3 separate regions of the Homo sapiens genome follow, and regions 1 and 2 are each linked to region 3. A link is a contact called in ENCODE Hi-C or POLR2A ChIA-PET data. All regions are on one chromosome and are shown on one strand. Each heading gives the region's core, a stretch centred on a gene start or an enhancer-like site at or near the end of the contact. The rest is flanking DNA. Distances are from core to core; before and after follow the strand shown.

The links. Hi-C counts contacts between places; a loop is a spot of excess contacts on that map. ChIA-PET counts read pairs that join two places held with the same protein, here RNA polymerase II (POLR2A). Pooled maps may share reads with other maps.
Region 1: a loop to region 3 is called in a pooled map, with 3 times the contacts of the local background. The contact joins the enhancer-like site here to the promoter of MGST3 in region 3. A Hi-C loop is called at or near these places in 2 of 50 pooled maps.
Region 2: a loop to region 3 is called in a pooled map, with 16 times the contacts of the local background. The contact joins the promoter of RCSD1 here to the promoter of MGST3 in region 3. A Hi-C loop is called at or near these places in 1 of 37 single-sample maps with no recorded cell type and 7 of 50 pooled maps. POLR2A ChIA-PET finds 5 or more read pairs at or near these places in 1 of 52 experiments (A673).

What each region holds. Positions count from the first base shown.
Region 1 is chr1:167,107,177-167,111,320 of GRCh38, forward strand. The region is part of intron 2 of STYXL2 (serine/threonine/tyrosine interacting like 2); the gene reads left to right. Among named protein-coding and RNA genes, the nearest start is that of STYXL2, 15 kb to the left of the region's middle. Within about 2 kb of position 2,140, at least 3 of the 41 ENCODE cell types and tissues checked have a DNase peak (open chromatin) inside an H3K27ac peak, as active enhancers do.
Region 2 is chr1:167,627,673-167,631,845 of GRCh38, forward strand. RCSD1 (RCSD domain containing 1) reads left to right here and starts at 2,560. Exons shown (of 7, transcript NM_052862.4): 1 at 2,560-2,757. The coding sequence starts at 2,752. RefSeq lists enhancers at 389-448, 529-698, 709-758, 3,277-3,346 and silencers at 2,417-2,496, 2,517-2,736.
Region 3 is chr1:165,629,833-165,634,276 of GRCh38, forward strand. It overlaps MGST3 (microsomal glutathione S-transferase 3), which reads left to right and starts at 1,402. Exons shown (of 6, transcript NM_004528.4): 1 at 1,402-1,461. RefSeq lists enhancers at 323-853, 1,907-2,076 and a silencer at 1,237-1,476.

The sequences.
Region 1 (4,144 bases), core at 890-3,389, 1.5 Mb after region 3:
TCGGACTTCTTATATGGCAGCTCAGGAGTTCCCAGAAAAAGAGTGTCAAGACCCAAAGAAGGAAAGCTTCCCTCAAGACGTGGGTTCAAAAACTGATCAATTATCACTTCCACCATGTTGTATTCTATTGGTCAGAGTAGTCACAGAGACTACCCAGATTCTAGGGCAGTAGACATAGACCCCACCTCTCTAGGCAAAGAGTATCACAGATCTGGGGTGACCATTACTCTACCATAAGAAAAAATTACTAATTGCTAACATAGGCCTCAGATATTGTATACCTCTTGGCCTCTGAAGGGCAGAGAGTAGGCATGGAGAGGACACAGCCAAGATCCTGCTTTTGCTTTGAGACTTACTACTGGTGTCCCAGTAAAATGATGAGCATGCAGCAAACACTTGATAGATCTTATTGCTGATTGTTGTAACTGCCACATTCCCTTAAGTATAGTTCTATTGAAGACATATTCAGTCAGTGAGTCAGAAATTATCTATGAAACATTTACTGTGTGCCAGACATTCTCCTAGGTGCTAGGAACACAATGGTCAACAAAATACCCAGTCATGGTCCTTGCCTTCATAGAGGGTATGATCTAGTGTAGGAGACCAATATTTATCAAATGATTTCATAAATAAGTGTAAAATCACATCTGATAGAAGTGCCATAAAAACAGGTGTATGGTGCAAGATCAAGGAAGACTTCCCTAAAGAAGGGACGATTGAACTAAAATCTGAAAAATGAGGGAAGCAGGAGAGGACTAACCATCAGGCTGCAGAAATGGACTTCTACAAAGTCCCTAGGCAGAGAGGAACTTGGTGAGAATGACAGCCAAAAGAAGACCAGTGTACTGGAAAGGAGTGAGCCAAAGAGAACCCAGTGCAAGTTGAGGCTGGGGAGGAGGAAGGGCCAGAGACTACAGGCCCTTGGAAATCATCAGGTTTGATCCCCTAGGTTGTATGTGGACACCTGGCCCAGCCTTACCATGGTCCATCCATTCATCCAGACATCCAGCTCTTCATCCATCTACCCATCTGTCTGTACATCCACTCACTCAGTCATCAAACCCTGACTGATCACCCTCCATCTGCTAGAGACACAGGTAAATAAGACCACCTAATCCACCTAATCTGTACCTTTATAGAGCTCACTGCCACCCCCACTAGGTGTTTAAGTCTTTACTGTCTTCACCAAGTAATGAGATTCCAAAGATCTCTCTAGTTTTAACACCAAAAGATAATATCCCATGAACTTTACCCTTAATCCACCCCCACTCCCCAATAACGTTTGTTTGAAAATGCATCTTTTCGTCACAGAAAATGCTTGGTGCTAGAATGGAAATGAGCCAACACAACCGCTATCGTAAAACTCTATTATCTTCACCAAACAATGAGATCTCTAAAGGCCTCTCTAGTTTTAACATCCAAAATAATTTGGAAATGAATTAAATTGAGTTGATTAGAGTTATGGGGGGGAAAAATGGCAGATAGGAGGGAGGACTAACTTGCAGCTCCCACTTGGATGAACAGAACAGCATATAGAGACTCACATCATGAACCTTTGCTCCAAGAACTACCACAGGAACATACCAGGAAAACTGAAACAATTCACAGACCCTTTCAAAGAAGCAGCTTGCTTCTGCAAACATCATGAGATAGCCAAAAAACTGTGAATGCCCAAAGTGTGAGAGGGGGAAAGTCTGCCTCCAAACACACATCCTCACTGGGGAACCTGAAAATCCAGATCACAGGAGAAGGATTTAACCTTTCCTAGAGGTAAAATGAATTTAGAGAGCTGAGAAACATATAAAAGTAGAAGAAGCAGCAGGAAGAGCCCTGTAAGCACTCTCAGTCCCCAGGGAAGCCATTTCTGACTTTATCTCACAGGGGTCCTTGGGGAGGGCAGCCAGGGGTATTGGGGAAGGACCACAGGGAGAAGGAAACTTCCAGCTGAACTTTGTAATAATTTCAACCAAGTGTAAATTGTCCAGGGCAGAATGGGGATGGGGGAATGGCAAACAGGAAGTGCAAACAAGAGCACAGAAGCCACCACAGTGGGGTAGTGGCAGGGCCTGAAAGCTCTGCTTGCTTTCTCCTCAGGGAGGCTTATAGCCTGGGGCAAGATCTCATCCCTGCTTACCGGCTGCCTAAATATAAACTCAGTGCTGTTGGTGGGGCACAGTGAAAGTGAGACTGGCCTTGCTGGCTGTGTGGGAGCTGGGTGAGGCACCCACTGCCAGCTTTACCCCCACTTCCCTGGCAACCTGTATGATGCAGCAGAGGCAACCACAATCCCTCTGGGAACATAACTCCTTTGGCCTGAGAACCACACCCTCCATCCCCGACAGCAAGCCCCATCCGAGGAGAGTCTGAGCTCAGACACACCTAACCCTGCCCCCACCTTATGGTCTTTCTCTACATGCCCTGGTAGCCAAAGACAAAAGACATAATCTCTTGGAAGCTCTAAGGCCTCACCCATCACCTGAGAAACCTGAATATTTATCCAGAAGACCTTAGGACAAGTTTGTTTCCCCCCTATACTACCGCAGCTGATGCATTCCTGAAGGTGCCACCTCCTGGCTGGAGGTCAACCAGCTCAAGCCATTACAACAACTCATAAAAGAACAATGCTGCTCTAAGAAAGGAGAAAACAACAGCTAATTCTATCATCTGTAACATCCTGGCTAACCAGAGGTCCTGAGTCTGTCCACATGACAACTTCACTGCTACCATAACCAGCATTTGAGAAAACGAGTGCAGTAAACAAACCTATAACCAAGGACCCTCACAGAGTCCATTTCACTCCCCTACTACCTCCACTGGAGCAGTTACTGGTATCCATGGCTGAGAGACCTGAAGGTCGATCACATCACAGGATTCTTTGTAGACACTCCCCAGTACAAGCCTGAAGCCCTGGTGGCTCCACTGGGTGGCTGGACCCAGAAGAGCAATAATAGTCACTGCAGTCCAGCTCTCAGGAAGCCCCATCTCTAGTGGAAGGAGGAGAGCACCACATCAAGAGAACACCACATGAGACAAAAGAATCTGAACAGTAGCCCTTGAGCCCCAGATCCTTCCTCCAACATAGTCTAGCCAAATGAGAAGGAACCAGAAAAACAATTCTGGCAACATGACAAAGCAAGGTTCTTTAACACCCCCAAAAGATCACATTAGTTCACCAGCAATGAATCCAAACCAAGAAGAAATCTCTGAATTGCCAGAAAAAGAATTCAGAAGATCAATTATTAAGCAACTCAAGGAAGCACCAGAGAAAGGTGAAAATCAACTTAAAGAAATTTGAGAAATAATACAGGATATGAACAAAACAAACTCCAGAAAAATAGATAGCATCAACAACAAAAAAATCACAACTTCTGGAAATGAAAGACACACTTAGGGAAATACAAAATACACTGGAAAGTTTCAACAAAATCAAACAAGTAGAAGAAAGAACTTAAGAGCTCAAAGACAAGGTGTGAGAATTAACAATAGTAATGCCATTTTTCCACCTTGGTGATTGTGTTTTCTACCTTGGTGACAGTGTTTCCAGAAACAAAGCAAATGTCAACCTCACCGGTACCTTTAACGGAGCATAACAATCCTGACCACAACAAAGACTGACTGGCCCTTACCACATCCTTTCCCAGCCCCTTACAGTTCCAACCTTCCAGCACTTCCCCAACCCCTCTCTTGTAGAAACTTTATTATAAAAACCTCAGCTTTAAGCTATCAGGGTCTCCACCAGATTCCTGACGGAAACCCCTTGCAGGCTTATTCCTGTGAATAAACCTGTTTGGCCATTGAGATGCTTTCTCTCCATTGCTCTCTTGTTTTTATTTTCCTAACACCAGGTTTTCAAATTAACCCAATCCAACAAAGACAAAGAAAAAAAGAATTTTTGAAAGATGAACAAAGCCTCCAAGAAATTTAGAATTATGTTAAATGACCAAACCTGAGAATAATCGGTGTTCCTGAGAAAGAAGAGAAATCTAAAAGTTTGGAAAACTTTTAGATGTGGGCATGGATGTGGTGCGAAGGGAACACTTTTACACTGCTTGTGGGAATGTAAACTAGTACAACCACTATTGAAAACAGTAGGGAGATTCCTTAAAGAACTAAAAGTAGATCTACCATTTGATCCAGCAATCCC
Region 2 (4,173 bases), core at 1,310-3,809, 2.0 Mb after region 3:
AGTTACCTGATGACCTCTACTTATTGCGTGGCTGGTTCTGGCTATCAGGATATATGAAGGGGAAGGCCCAGGGTAGACTGAAGGAAGTGGTTCCGTGTTAGCCAGCCAGACCTCCAGAGAGAGAGGGGAACCAACTCCTCGGAAAGTCACTTTCCCTTCCCCTTGGGCTGTTGTTTCCTCCCAGCCCCCAGAGCAGCCAGTTACAATCCCAGATAACCCAGCAAACCTGGGTGTTTATCAGCAGAGTTACTGCTATTCTGGCTCCTGGAGATCTTCTGTAGGGACAGAAGAAGAAGATAAGGGGAGTACACACACCACACCTACTCATGGCTGCCTAAACACAGCTCGGGGCTACCTCTTGGTCCCTCCCTCCCCGTTTTCCACCCCCTCCCTCAGGAGAAGTCCCAGTCTGGGGCCCAAATAGCTCTGGAGCAGCATTAAACTCTGCACTGGGGACCCAGGAGCATGGTGGAGGCCAAGCTTGTTTGCTTTGTGGTCATCTGTTCTCAGCCAAGAGAGGCCTAAGCAGGGCGTGGGGAGCAGCTGCAAGTCACCTTGGGTGACTGATGTTATCTAGGCCTAACGGTTTCCTCTGGGTAAGCACTTCCGCCCTCCTGTTTGTGAAGCCAGAAACCTGTGCTGGGGCAGCCCCATTCTGAGCACAAAGGAGGACTAGGTAGAGGGAGAAAGGAAAAGGCCCTGTGGAGCAGAGTTAGAAGACCTGATAGTAGACTATGCAGTCATCACTACGTCCTGCACCTTTAAAAAGAAAGGAAAGAAGCACGAGCAAAAGTGTGCCTTGCAGGTTACCAGTAAATACCCTTCCTTACTGCCGACTCTGCTCTCGAGTCTTCACCTGAGCAGCCATGTGGCTGGACTGGGAGGGGCCTCACTATTAATTCCTGGGAGTGAGGGCTCTTTTCACTGGGTCCCCGAGTGCCTGTCTCTAAATAAAAGAAATATCAGGCTCTTATTCATCTGAAGCTTGTACATGGGGCTAAGCATGATAAAAACAGCCACTTTTTGCAGAGTGCCTACTACATTGTATAGGTGAGGAAAATGAGAATCAGAGCAGTTAAGTGACTTGTCTAAAAAATACAACTAGAAAGTAGCAGAGCTGGAATTCAGCCCTCAATCTGTCTGTTCCTAAAACCAGGCGTCTTCCTCTATGCTTAGCTAAGCTAAAGAACTAGAAGCCACTCTGGCATTAGGGCTGCCAGTGTTTTAGAAAGTTGGGCCTTAGAAAGTTCTAGGACAGGAAGGAGGCCATATTTCTAAGACTGGTACCCAAAGCAGCAATCTAAGTGCCTGAAAGTGCAAAGATGGTGCCGGGATAACCAGAATCAGGGTAGTCTTTGTAGCAGGAGCAGACTCTCAGCCTTTTTTCTCTACTGTTTCTCCACATGTCTCTTCACAGTGCTCACCATCACCTGTCCCATTGCCCACCTCTGATGGGGCTCCCCTCCCCTGGTTGAGCTGGGGTTGGGCGGGTGAGAATGCTGTGGGATAACCCAGAGGCGTCATATACCCAGCCAATACCCTGGCACTCACAGGTCTCTCAAGGCATTTTCCTGTTTCTCTCTGCCGAAGGGTCTGAAGGGGGCCGGGATCCGGGTAGCAGGGAGTGACCCTGGTGCAGATTCCAGTCCCCGAATCCCTCCCATGCGGTCTCTGCTGCCCAGCCGGGATGGCCCTAAAGGAAGGTTGCTATGCTGGGCCCTATGGGAATCAGATGTTGAGCATCTTGCCCTTTGCTATATTTAACAGGAATGGAGACGAGGCCCTTTAGCAAGCAGCTTGTGGGAGCCAAAATTCCCACAAAACCGAATGCATCAGTCAAAGCAAGGTTTGAAGAAAAGATTTACCACTTCAGGGAGCTTGGAAAACTTTGCGTGGATTCCTGATTTTCCTCCTCCTCCTCCTCCTTCTACTCGTATACAGAAGATAGATGGATAGATGGATAGATAGTGGTTTCCTGGAAGGTGGAGAGGAAAAGAGGTGAGAAGGGAAAGGTGGTCCCGTCGGCGCCACGCTGAGCTCTGAAGCCTCGGTCAGAAGGGCTCCTCTTTTGGTAGAACACAAACGCCTTCCACCAGGGAGGGTCCTCGAACTCCACCCAAGAACTGCAGGGAAACCAGGTATGACAGTAATGCAATTTTAAAAAGAGGGAGAGGAAGAAGGAAAGCAGGAAGGATGGACACAAAAGAAGGAAATCGAAAAGAGAGGAAACAAAAAGAATTAAAGGACCACTCTAATTCTTGAAGGGACAGGAAAAAGAAAGAAGGCGCATTAAGGGAGGGAGACGTTGAGAAGGACTGAGACCGTGGCAAAGCCCAGGGTCCTGAGAAACTTCGCGAGACAGAGGGGCCCGGTGGCTGCCCATCCCCATGTTTGGGCACATGGAGTCGTGGCTCCCGCTCTTGAGTCCTGCCCTGGGAGGGACAGTATCTGTTTAGATTTGCGTCTAAATTTAAACCCTGATCGTCGGCCTCCCTCCCCGCTCCCCACCCTCCCCTCCCCTCCCCTTCCTCCCTCCCTCCCTCCTCCTCCTTCCTCGTTCTCTCGCGCAGGGCCCCCGCGGCCGGGGCAGTCCCGCAGCCGAGCGCAGCCGGGCGCGCGCCACCGCCCACTCGCCCTGTGCCCGCCGCAGCCCGAAACTGGCCACGGCCGGGAGCGGAGGGGACAGCGGGGATCGTGAGCTCCGGCCCGGGCGAGCGGGTGCGTCTGCCGCAGAGTCGGCACCTGAAGGACATGGAGGTAAAGGACCCCGGAGGGAGACGCGGGGCTGAGCGGTGAGCGGTGTATCGGGCGCCCCTTCCCCGGGCGGCTGCCCCTGCCCTGAGCATGGAGCACGCGGCTCATCGCTGCTGCCAACTAGAAGGGCAAATGCCTGCTGTTCCGACGCCTCCTTGACCAACTCCGAAGGATCGTCCCTGGTCCCACCTAGGACACCCGGGTTGGGAGGCTGGGGTTGGTAAGGAAAGATCTCAGAGGGAGAGAAAAGGGCTTTCCTAGAGGCCCGGGTATTTTGGCTAGGAACTTAAATGCTAAAAAAAAAAAAAAAAAAAAAAAAAAAAAAAAGTTAGGTGCAGCCAAGGTTTGTAAATGGGTAAACGTGTCAGCAAAAACTGCAAGAAGGCAGAAGCCCTTCAATCTGAAGAGATGGGTATTGAAAGAGAAACAGAACTGGCAACACGAGGCCAGCACGTCTTCGTGGGTCTGTGGGCTTCCCTTTTCGCTTTCGGAGTGGCATTTTAGAGAGTCCAGTTGTCTTCTTGCTTCTGAAGTCCTTCCTGTGTCTGTCGCATCTTCTTCCATAACTTTCTGAAAGCTCCCCTTACTGGTCAGTCGAATGACATTATTTCTGATAAAACTTAAGACTCCCTTGGACACCCTTGCCTCTGAAGCTGTGTGTATGGAGGTATGCTGGCCACATCTGCAGGCTTTGCCAGAGGGAGGCCCCGCACTTCTCTGCCTGCTGAGAGGAGGTCCGGGGACTTTCCTTGTTCTGTTCCAACCTCAGCAGAGGAGTGGTTGGGTGTATTCCCCACATCCCTCTCTTCTGCACATCTTGAGGCTTCCCTGTGTTTCCTCCTTGAAAATGAGACCTGATATGTAGCCCTAAGTCAATCTTAGTAGGACCTGGGGCTTTTGAGAAGATGCAAATGTTATATAGTTTTAAAGGTGATTCCCACTCATATTCAAAAGGAAACATGTGTTGCTCACTAGACTGTGGTCAGTGCAATCAGGATTCACAGTTAACTCCGCTATCTCTTCCCCGCTCCAGGCTCTGTGCCTGGGCCCTGGTGGTCTTTTTATTTTTTTCTTTTGAGACAGGGTCTCATTCTGTTACCCAGGCTGGAGTGCAGTGGCACAATCTCAGCTCACTGCAACCTCTGCCTCCCAGGCTCAAAGGATCCTCCCACCTCAGCCTCCCAAGTGGCTGGGACTACCAGTGTGTACCACCATGCCTGGCTAGTTTTAAAATTTTTTGTAGAGACAAGTTCTCACTATATTACCCATGCTGGTCTTGAACTCCTGGGCTCAAGTGATCCTCTAAGCCTTGGCCTCCCAAAGTGCTGGATTTGCAGGCATGAGCCACACCACTCCTGGCCCTGGTTGTGTTTTCTAAGCTAGACTCTGTGCTTGCCGGCAAAGCTTCATGACTTCTCT
Region 3 (4,444 bases), core at 152-2,651:
CCCCGCTCCTGATTTTTGAATCATCCCTTCCACCACCTTGGAATGACTTCTTACGTAGAACAGCCAGCAAGTGGAGAAACTTGCCTCAATAATGCAAAACTGTCTCCCTAACTTACTTCCTTTCAATGTTCAAGCAAAACAAAGCCCTCTCTACATCCAACATGACAGAAACCCAACATGACAGAAAGTATGAGAATGGTTGGAAATTGCTGAAACAGCAACAGTAAAGATTTAATGAGCTCTCAAAGTACCTCTAGATGTGCAAATATGACAACCCAATAAAAAGAAACACACACATAACCTAGAGCCTTCAAAAATCTAGATTTCTGCCTTTCCACACCTTAACTTGGAATCATTCAGGTGGGTTCCTAAGCATTCTCTCGGAGGTGAGGAATCCTCCAAAGAGGAGACTCTAGGAGGGGCCCAGGTGTGGCAATCTTCAAAAGGATGAGGGATGTCCAGAGGAGAGGTGGCGGGAGGGTGCACTTAAAACACGCGAAAATTGGAAACGTGCCTTCTGCAGTCAGTTCCTTCGGATTTTCCGGCATTTAGAAGCCAGTTCTACTCCTTCAGCCCGACCGTATCTGCAGGTCTCACCCAAGACCAAGACCCCCGCCCCCACCCCTCCTCCACCCGGCCTCGAGCCCCGCCCCGGACGCTGGACCCGAGCGTAACGGGAGCAGGTGTTCACATCAAAGGTCTGGGTCGCGAAGGCAGAGACTCCATGTGCCGCAAAAAAAACTCCACGGACAATTGGGAGACTCCTTTCAAAAAAACAAAACTCCGGAGCCACGCGACTCCGCGCTCAGGGGGCGTGGGTACGGCCCACCACGAGGGCAGGGCTCGGCGCCAGCTCTCGGCAAAACTAACAATATTTGTTAGGCCCTAAACAAAAAGGCCCTAACAGCGATAAATCCATTCACTTCGGGAGTGTAGCAACCTGGGACACCAAGCGCCGCCCACGCCCCAGCTACGCGCCTCAGGGACACATCGATTGAGGCGCGGCTACTTTCGCGCACGCGCCTTGCATGCCCGTGCTTCGCCCTTACAGCAGAGCGCCTAAAACCGCTACGGTGGCTCTGCTGGGGACAAATTATTCACGTCCCACTGTTCTGCAAACCCAATCCGGGAGGTATGACCTGGCTGGGACAGTTTAGGAAGATGGCCACGAAGGCACCTGGGGGAGTAGATATATGTTTTTGAGAATGAGAGGAGTAAATCGCTGGACGACCATGAGCAGGAAGAAAATTAGGCCTCCACCTCCCAACCAGTGGCCCTGAGTTGGCAACTTAGACAGCGCGCGCCAGCGCCAGGAGCCCCGCCTTGGGGGCGTGGCCGCGCGCTGGTCGGCTGGGGCGGGGCCTGCTTCTGGCCTCATCTAGCCCCGCCCCAGGCGAGGGCGCCGCACCCACACCGCGCTGCGCAGTTTTGTTCTGCTCCAGCTGTTCGAAGGTGATCCAGGTGAGTGCTAGCACCTGCGGGCAGCCACGAGCACCGGGCCGCCGGGGGCACTTCAGCCTTTGCGCAGGGCACTCCCATATTTCAGCCTATGCGAGCTGAATAGAGACCCGCTGTCTCTAACCTCCCCCCACCCTTATCAGTAAATTAGCGATCTGAATTTCCACCCTCTCTGCTCTCCCCTTGCCTTGCATCTTTTCCCTGGTGGAGTGGGTTGGGAGCGTCTAAGCGAGGCCCGACCTATTTATGTGTAACTCAGGAAAATTCTCAAGGTCAACCCTTCCTCCATTCCTTCCTTTCCTCTCCTGCTGTCCCCGGGCTCTGCAGTCTGGGGGCACCTTTCTGCCTTCCGGAGACCACCCGACCTTGCCCTCTGCTGTTCCGGCGCAGAGGATGGCGAGCCGGACACTGCCGGGGGAGTGGTTGTGCAGGCCTGATCAGTAACACTGGTTTCAGAAGTGGCCTGTGAGCAATGCACCCGCTGCGGTGGGGATGTGTTGCTAGGGACGGTCGGGAGAGCCTCTGAAGGAATTGTGTTTGTTTTCCTCCTGCCTCTTAGAATCGTTTGTCCATTTGTACTGGGAAGGTGGTCATTTCCTACCGCTGACTTAGAGCAAGAGACGCCTCTAGGCGGGTGGGGGACTCTTCAGGTTCTTCCTTGGATTTCAGAAAATGCCCCTTCTTTATGTGGGGTGGCAGCACGGAGCCGTAGGGCTACAGTAGTGGGGCAGTTGCAGGGCGGTGGAAGGCGCTGGAGACTCCTTAGTGAGTCATTCCCCGAAGTTGTGGCTTCTGCTGATACTTTCCTTGAGAGTCACGAGTTTACAAGCTACATAATAGCGTCGGGGGCAAGTAAGTGTGGAAGACGAGGTAAAGGAAAAGCAGATACTAGGATGGGTAGAAGGAGAGGCAGGGGTTAGAACTTTAATTCCTTCCCTGGGGACAGGAGATGCCCTGGAGGGGAAGGCGCTTCCGGCTCTGCAGGTATGTGCTGTTGGGCCTAGGTGTGGTCCTGCGGAATTGCTGCAGATTTTAGATTGCTGGTGGGTAGGAGCTGCAGCGCTTCTCTTGGGAAATCTGTAGATCACCTGGAGCCAGCAGTTCTGGGAGGCACCCCAGGTTATTGGTCAGAGTTACAGGCTATATTTTATTTCAGTGAATTCAGAGAGCACATTGAGTCAGATCAAGAATGTTTATTCTCATAGGAGATGAATTTAAGGAGTTAAAACTAACATATAAAATAGAAACAAATACTTTCATCCCTGGGAAGACTTTCCGTTAAGCTTCCCTCCTGACACAATGTTACGGAAATAGAAAACTTTGTCAAGTGATTTTTTTTAACCAATGTTACTATATATAAATCTGCAGGGAGACTGTCGCCAACTATAGAAACTGCGCTACAGGGGCCTCCTTAGATTAAGGAACAAAACTGGAGAAGGGCAGCCTTCCGCTTTATTTAGATTTCTTCCTGTTGGCTTAGAGTTCTGAAAAGACACAATCCTGGAAGAGATCCTCCTCGCCTGGAGATTAGCACCGAGAAGGAACATACAGGAAAGAAGGGCTTTACCCACTATTCAGAGAAATGCTAAAAAGCCCCTGGAGCAGTCTGGAATGAGGTGGATGTCAAATCAATCTGTCAAAAGCAATTCAGTGCCTACTGCACATCTATCTGTATTTAAACATATTGTGCCCTATGTTTATACTTAAATCTTCTGAATCTATATTTAGAACACCATTACCGACCACAATTGACCATGAACCATCTAGCATTTTAAAGCAATATTTGTTTCGAAGAATATACTGCTACGGTTTTTGCAGCTCAATTTATTAATGCTACTGTAAGCTTACCATCTTCCTGAACAAAAAATTTAGCAGTTAGCAGCAAGTAGATTATCGCTATGTAAAATAAAATTCCTGAGTTTCTGTCACTCGCTCTTACAGTACCTACCTGCCTACCTGCCTCTGAGGAGAAACGCTGTAATTAGGCAACAGGAAAATTGTACTATCTTTCAAATGCATTTGCAAATGCCTTTAAGGATTTTATCCTTTAGAATCATAGATCTTGCTGTTACCTTCTGAGTTATTTCTAGAGTTGATCTGTTCATTAACTGGAACTTGCGTTCTACGATTTAGTTGCCTTATTTCCACCCTTCATTTTTTTTTATTTTTTTAAAGCAAAAATTAATTTTTTTATTTTTTTATTCCACCCTTTAAAAATAAGTAAGTGATATTTTATTTTATAAATAAATGAGCAAGCAATGGGAGCGGTTGTACCACAGCTTCATTCTAAGTGTAGACAGGCATGAAAAGGTCGAACCCCTGTTTCAGGCAAAAGCCAGCAGCCTAGGTGGTTCCTTCCTTTGGGGTGGTTGGTACCCTAACGGGCATTCAGCAGCTGCTACAAATTAACTACAGTCTGCCTGCATTTCTTGTAATAGAAAATTACCAAGTGGTGTCAATGTGACTCATTCGAGATTTTTTTTTTTCCTTCTGGAAGTCATAGCTTAGTTTCTCAATGACTCTTGGTTCCTATGTAATGCCAGTTAAGGGACAGCTATATGACATGATATATAAATGAAGTGCCAGTTTCTGTGTTACTTTGCTCCTTGCAAACCTATATGCCTGAAAGATTGGAGGAAGTTTTTTCCTTCTCGTAATCTCTACTTCTTTTGTCATACTGCAGTGCTGACACTCATTAAAAAGAAAACATTCCTTGTTTGGAACTTTCCCAAAGTTTTTTTTTTTTTTTTTTCTCCTTCCAATTTGAAACATCTCAGGCTTTAGTCAGTGGCAAAATTGAAGTTAATTGTTTGCTCTCTCTTCTTGTTAATGTATTTTGTACTCAGGAGAGGGTCTGGGGACATAGAAATGTTTCAAAAGATGTCAGGTGTGGTCAAACTTGCTTTTCAACCTCATTGAGAGACAATATAGCAAAAGGCTGAGAGCACAAACTGGAGCCAGACTGCTTGGGGGTGTGGGGATCTGG